2 separate regions of the Homo sapiens genome follow, and region 2 is linked to region 1. The links are chromatin contacts, found by Hi-C in ENCODE. All regions are on one chromosome and are shown on one strand. The core of a region is the stretch at or near the end of the contact, and the rest is flanking DNA. Distances in the headings are between cores, read along the strand shown.

The links. A loop is a pair of places that touch in the nucleus more often than their neighbours do. Pooled maps may share reads with other maps.
Region 2: a loop to region 1 is called in a map of naive thymus-derived CD4-positive, alpha-beta T cell, with 30 times the contacts of the local background. The contact joins the promoter of MCIDAS here to the promoter of ISL1-DT in region 1. A Hi-C loop is called at or near these places in 1 of 168 maps with a recorded cell type or tissue (naive thymus-derived CD4-positive, alpha-beta T cell), 1 of 37 single-sample maps with no recorded cell type and 8 of 50 pooled maps.

The regions. Positions count from the first base shown.
Region 1 is chr5:51,382,001-51,384,700 of GRCh38, forward strand. It overlaps ISL1-DT (ISL1 divergent transcript), which reads right to left and starts at 1,332. Exons shown (of 2, transcript NR_046243.1): 1 at 974-1,332. ISL1 (ISL LIM homeobox 1) reads left to right here and starts at 1,448. Exons shown (of 6, transcript NM_002202.3): 1 at 1,448-1,699; 2 at 2,541-2,700. The coding sequence starts at 1,672.
Region 2 is chr5:55,225,970-55,228,669 of GRCh38, forward strand. MCIDAS (multiciliate differentiation and DNA synthesis associated cell cycle protein) reads right to left here and starts at 1,346. Exons shown (of 7, transcript NM_001190787.3): 1 at 1,050-1,346; 2 at 866-962; 3 at 607-698. The coding sequence starts at 1,169. It overlaps LOC124900978 (a long non-coding RNA gene), which reads left to right and starts at 649. Exons shown (of 2, transcript XR_007058773.1): 1 at 649-1,328; 2 at 1,675-2,700. RefSeq lists silencers at 1,096-1,165, 1,216-1,365, 1,516-1,605.

The DNA.
Region 1 (2,700 bases), core at 82-2,581:
AACACACCGGGTCTTCTCACAGCAACAAGACACCGAAATTAAGCCTTCTATGGTTTGTGTCTGTAGGACTTTTTAGATAAAACTGGCAGCCCCATTAGATAAGAAATGGCTTTTTAGAAGCTTTGGGGGAAGCGCGGGGGTTCTTCGTGGCCTTCCTGTGACTGTCTTTGGGAGACCGTAACAGATGATGGGAACATGTAAGAATGATTGAAGAAGGTTACCGGCGAGTTGCACCTAACAGTCTTCTCTCTCCAAGTAGTTTCTCGAGAGAAAATTATATATTAACGCCTGGGGACGTGAAATAGGTCTTTCACTGTTCTGTAATAAATCCCTCCCTACTCGCGCCCTTAGACTAATGCATTTTTAAAAAATCTCCACAAAGTCATGGAGACTTGTCCTTATAATTACCAAAATACCACAGCTAGTTGCACAAGTTTGCTTAAAAACAAAGGGCAGGAGACCAGCAGTGAGAAGAATTGAACAGTATATAAAAATCTTACAAACTTTAGACTACTGAAAGATCATTTCGCTCTTTGGCTTCGGGTTAGTGAGCTTCAATTCTAGAGTTAAACTGAGAAGCAGACCTCGCGGGTCTGAAAGACAAAAAGTCAGTCCGCGGAGTCAACTTCGGTTTACCGGTGCGTTCCAACCTGATTGTCCCAACAGCAAGAAGCGCCCCTTTCCTCCCACCCAACGTTTTTAGATATCTGAGGTTGGGGGAGACGGAGTAATGGTGTAGCAGTCAGGAAACAGTTCCTCTGGGTTTAATCATCCCATTCCCGATTCTTCTTCCCCTAGCGCGCCGAGCGCAGCCAGTTCTGGAGGAACTAGCCCTCCGGAGCAGCCAAGGCAGGCCAGGCCCCGGGGATGTGCACCACGGCGTGGGGACCAAACCAAGCTGAACGGCCTGCTCCAAGTTCCCCCCTTTTCCTAGAGCCCGGGAGGGACCTCGTCAACAGGTAGACCTACCCACCAGCCACTCGCCACCGGCGGCAGAAAGTGAGCCCCGCGCGCAACGCGGCCAGCCGGACTGCGGGGACCCCAGGAGCGCAGGGCGGAGGAGCAGCGCCACAGGAGGCGAGGGCGCAGGCGGCGCGGCCGGGAAGGAACGCGGGAGGGGACAGAAGGAAGAGGAAGAGGAGGAGAGGGAGGCCAGAGCCAGAACAGCCCGGCAGCCCGAGCTTCGGGGGAGAACGGCCTGAGCCCCGAGCAAGTTGCCTCGGGAGCCCTAATCCTCTCCCGCTGGCTCGCCGAGCGGTCAGTGGCGCTCAGCGGCGGCGAGGCTGAAATATGATAATCAGAACAGCTGCGCCGCGCGCCCTGCAGCCAATGGGCGCGGCGCTCGCCTGACGTCCCCGCGCGCTGCGTCAGACCAATGGCGATGGAGCTGAGTTGGAGCAGAGAAGTTTGAGTAAGAGATAAGGAAGAGAGGTGCCCGAGCCGCGCCGAGTCTGCCGCCGCCGCAGCGCCTCCGCTCCGCCAACTCCGCCGGCTTAAATTGGACTCCTAGATCCGCGAGGGCGCGGCGCAGCCGAGCAGCGGCTCTTTCAGCATTGGCAACCCCAGGGGCCAATATTTCCCACTTAGCCACAGCTCCAGCATCCTCTCTGTGGGCTGTTCACCAACTGTACAACCACCATTTCACTGTGGACATTACTCCCTCTTACAGATATGGGAGACATGGGAGATCCACCAAAAAGTAAGAGGCTATTTTACCTTGTGGGGCTCGGTGTGCTGTTCTTGTGCGGGGTTCTCTCTCAGGCACAGGCTGAGGTGCCAAGGGCTCTTTGGAGTTGGAGTCATTGCCTGGAGAAAGAGAAAAGGTGGCTTTTTCTTGTTGCCGCCACGCCTGCATGCTTACTGTCGGTTCTTATCTTCGGGAAACTGATTGTACCTTGTGTGTGAATTCGCCTGTGTGCCCTCCAAAGCTCTAGCTTTCTGGTGCTAAGCGGTGATTTCCTCCTGGGGAATCCTGAGCTCTCCGAGAAGGTTATTATGTTGCAAAGGTCTGCCTGCACAGTCAATGCCCAGAGATGTGAATTAGCATTAGACTTGCAAAAGAGAACGAGTGACAACTGTATTTATGCCTGCTCTTGCTAACAATATCCAGTCCTGTGTGCTATTTAAGAGCGCGCTTCACGGAAAATATAGACATCCCTGCGTTCACTTAACGCTTCTAGTCAAAACCTTTTCTTTGACTTGACTTATCCATAATCTTTCCCAATGATTATAGCAAAGAGGAAGGGGGGGGGGAGAAATACAAAATGAGCGGGTTTGATTGCGTGCTAGGCGTACAAATGTAGACTATTCCAATCTGCATTTTACATATATTCCACCTCCTTTTAAAAATGAGTCAAGGTTTTGATGGCACATTTCAATTACCATCCCAAAGTGCAATGCTCTAAAAAAAAAAAAAAAGAAAGAAAGAAAGAAAGAAAAAAACCTCCCAGAGTACGCCCTATAAGAGAACGACACTAAAAGTGTGTTTATCTCTGTAGGAAGTAAACGGTTAGTCAATCATGTATTTATTTTCATTTCAGAAAAACGTCTGATTTCCCTATGTGTTGGTTGCGGCAATCAGATTCACGATCAGTATATTCTGAGGGTTTCTCCGGATTTGGAATGGCATGCGGCATGTTTGAAATGTGCGGAGTGTAATCAGTATTTGGACGAGAGCTGTACATGCTTTGTTAGGGATGG
Region 2 (2,700 bases), core at 96-2,595, 3.8 Mb after region 1:
AGCTTTTCGAAGGGCTGAACAGGACTTTGAAAAAGCGCCCAATTGCTGAAGGACTGTCTCTGCAGAGAAGAACATTTTCTGCAAGATTACTTCCAGAGTCCTTTGTCCTTCCTGCTTCTTCCAACTGCAAATTCTCTTGCTCTTTTCCAGTCCTGATAGAGAAGTTATCCATCAACCTCCACTCTTCTTATATACCCACGGAATGAAAATGGCCAGGAAGGGGGTGTTGGGAGAACTGATAGGAATGCAACAGGTTCCCAGTGCGCAACTTTGCTCCCACCCACCCGCCTGGTCTCTCAGTGCGCAATCTTGTCACAGCTCCAAAGAGTAGATAGGGTGGGAAATAGGAGGGGAGGCCTCCAGATGAGCCCGACTGTATCAAGTTGGTCAAATCAGCTCCAGTGGATATGTGGTCTTCATAACATACTAGGATGCAAGTAGAAGTTCTGATCTGGGAGGCTCAGGTGCCTGCACAATGCTTCCCCTCACCAGCTGAGTGTGCCTGCGCTCCCGACCCGAGAGGAGCTTTTGGGGAATTAAAACCACCACCCCGGAGGAGGGTTTGGGTTGCGTGAAACCACGAGGCTCCACGAGAAGGGGAGGTACCTGCGAGGCGGCCAGGTCACCACCAGGCGGCGCGTCGGACCCGAGTAGCGAAGAGCAGTCAGCGAGGTCCTGCAGGTCTATGGTGGTGAGGGCTGCGCGGGGAGACCGGGAGACACGCGCCGGGCGGGCCCTGAGCCTCTCCGCCAGGCTCGCAGCTAGGACGTCAGAGCCCGGGGGAGAGAAGCTCCTCCGAGCTGTGCGCGCCGCACCCTCCCGGCGCGGGGAACCCGAGGGGTAGCGTGGGTGCCACGGGGCTCACCTGGCAGCGCTGTGGGCTCGGCGTCCGGGGGATCCTCGTACACCGACACCGGGCTCCCGCCTGTGCATCCGGGGAAGAACTTCCGCGGAGGAGCGAACTGGCCGGGCACACAAACGTTGAACGCGGGTCAGCCCTCGGGGCACCGAGCGCGCAGACCCCGCCCGGCCCGAATCAACCGCCCCACCTTCCTCTCCGGCTTCCCCGGCTTGCAGAGCAGCGCCCGGCCCGGCAGTGCCAGCATTCTGTTGGGGCAGATGCTGTCGAAGGCCCGACGGCCGGCCGCGCCGCCCCCGCACGCCTGCATTGTGCCTCCTGCCTCCGGGTGCCGACTGCTCGGAGGCGGCGGCCCGGGCTGGGGCAGCGATCCACACCCTGCACTCCCTTCAGTGCCTGCAGGCTCCGAAGCCAGCCAGAGGTTGGGGCAGGCGCGTGACCGAGAAGGAGCCGAGGGGCTGCCGAGGAGGTGCTGAGAGATGGCGGGGGAGGGGGAGGACCGCCGCGCGGGAGGGGTGGCTTGCGCCTGAGCGCCAGAGGTGGCGCCTTCAGCCCGGGACAATCTGCGCGCGGGCGGAGGCGTTAAACCCAACCTGGCAACCGGGCTTCCCCCGGGAGCCGCCAGCGCGGGGCCCCGGCCCGCCAGCGCCGTTTCGGCGAGCTTTGGCGCCGCCGCCTCCCGGACGCGCCAGGCGAAGAGAGGGAGAAGGAGGGGCGGGCAAACGCCGGTCTCCCTCGCCCTGGGTACCGTCTTCCCGCTTACAGACAGGGGGAATGGCAAAGTTAACGATTATTTCCTTTTCTTCCCACTCCAGCCACAAGGCGCACGAAATAAACGTGGAGTGACACCCGCCAGCGCTAGACTCCGGCCTTTGCGCTCCTGCAGGATTTAGTAAGGATGTAGAATACCGGCAGGGATGCCCTGGAACAGCCCCCTTATTACAGAAGCCCCTTCCCTCAAACCTGAACCTTATCCTGGGTCCTGACTTATGGATTTCCACGTGGTCTCTTTTGGCCTGACGCCAAGAGCCCGCCCCGCTCCCCAAGCCCCGCACTCTTCTCGGCAGTGGCGCGTGAGCACAGCCTTTAAAAGACCGTCCGTTAAGAAAAAGTGACACTACGAACCCTCCTCCACTTTCTGAAAACGCCACAGTGGAAAGTACCGAATCCCCGAAAACCCTGTTCCTGTCTTTCCTAGTGGCCTCAGCGGCCCATCGCCACGTTTGGCTGGTCTCTTCGCAGTCGTAGTTGCCATTCCCAAGCCAACACCTCTCCAAGGAATGGGCATTTTCCTGAGTCCGAGGCATCTCCTAGGGAGGGGCATCCTTAGGCGAGGGACCTTTCTCAGTACCACTCATATTCATCCAATTTGAACAGTCGTCTGAAATTGGAATCTTTGTGTACCCACCCCCCTATGTTGGGCACCTTGTTTTCCCCTTATACCTAGTAGTCGTAGTGAAAGAGCCTCTAGTAAGAAACAAGATACCCTAACAGCGGTGGAAGGTAATCCAATGGTAGAGCTGGAATAGAGTGAGAGACTCTCTGACCCAGGAGTAGATGCAGAAACTGAATTGATGTGAGGTCAGCCAGCTAGAGTTGGTGTGGTATGGCTCATGGTGAGGAGCTCTGGCTTTAGGGTCAGAGTGCCTGAGGACCAGGTCCATGAGCCCTAGGTCTTTAGGAAAAAAAGTTACACTGGCCTCAATAGAGTTGCTGTGAAGATGAGTGAGATTATTTATGTAAAGTGACTGGTGCTTAGTATGGGTAAATTAGTGATTTTTTAAAAGCCTTTTCAGCTGTATTTCCAGCTTCCCACAACTTGTTCCTAGCCCTGTCTCCTG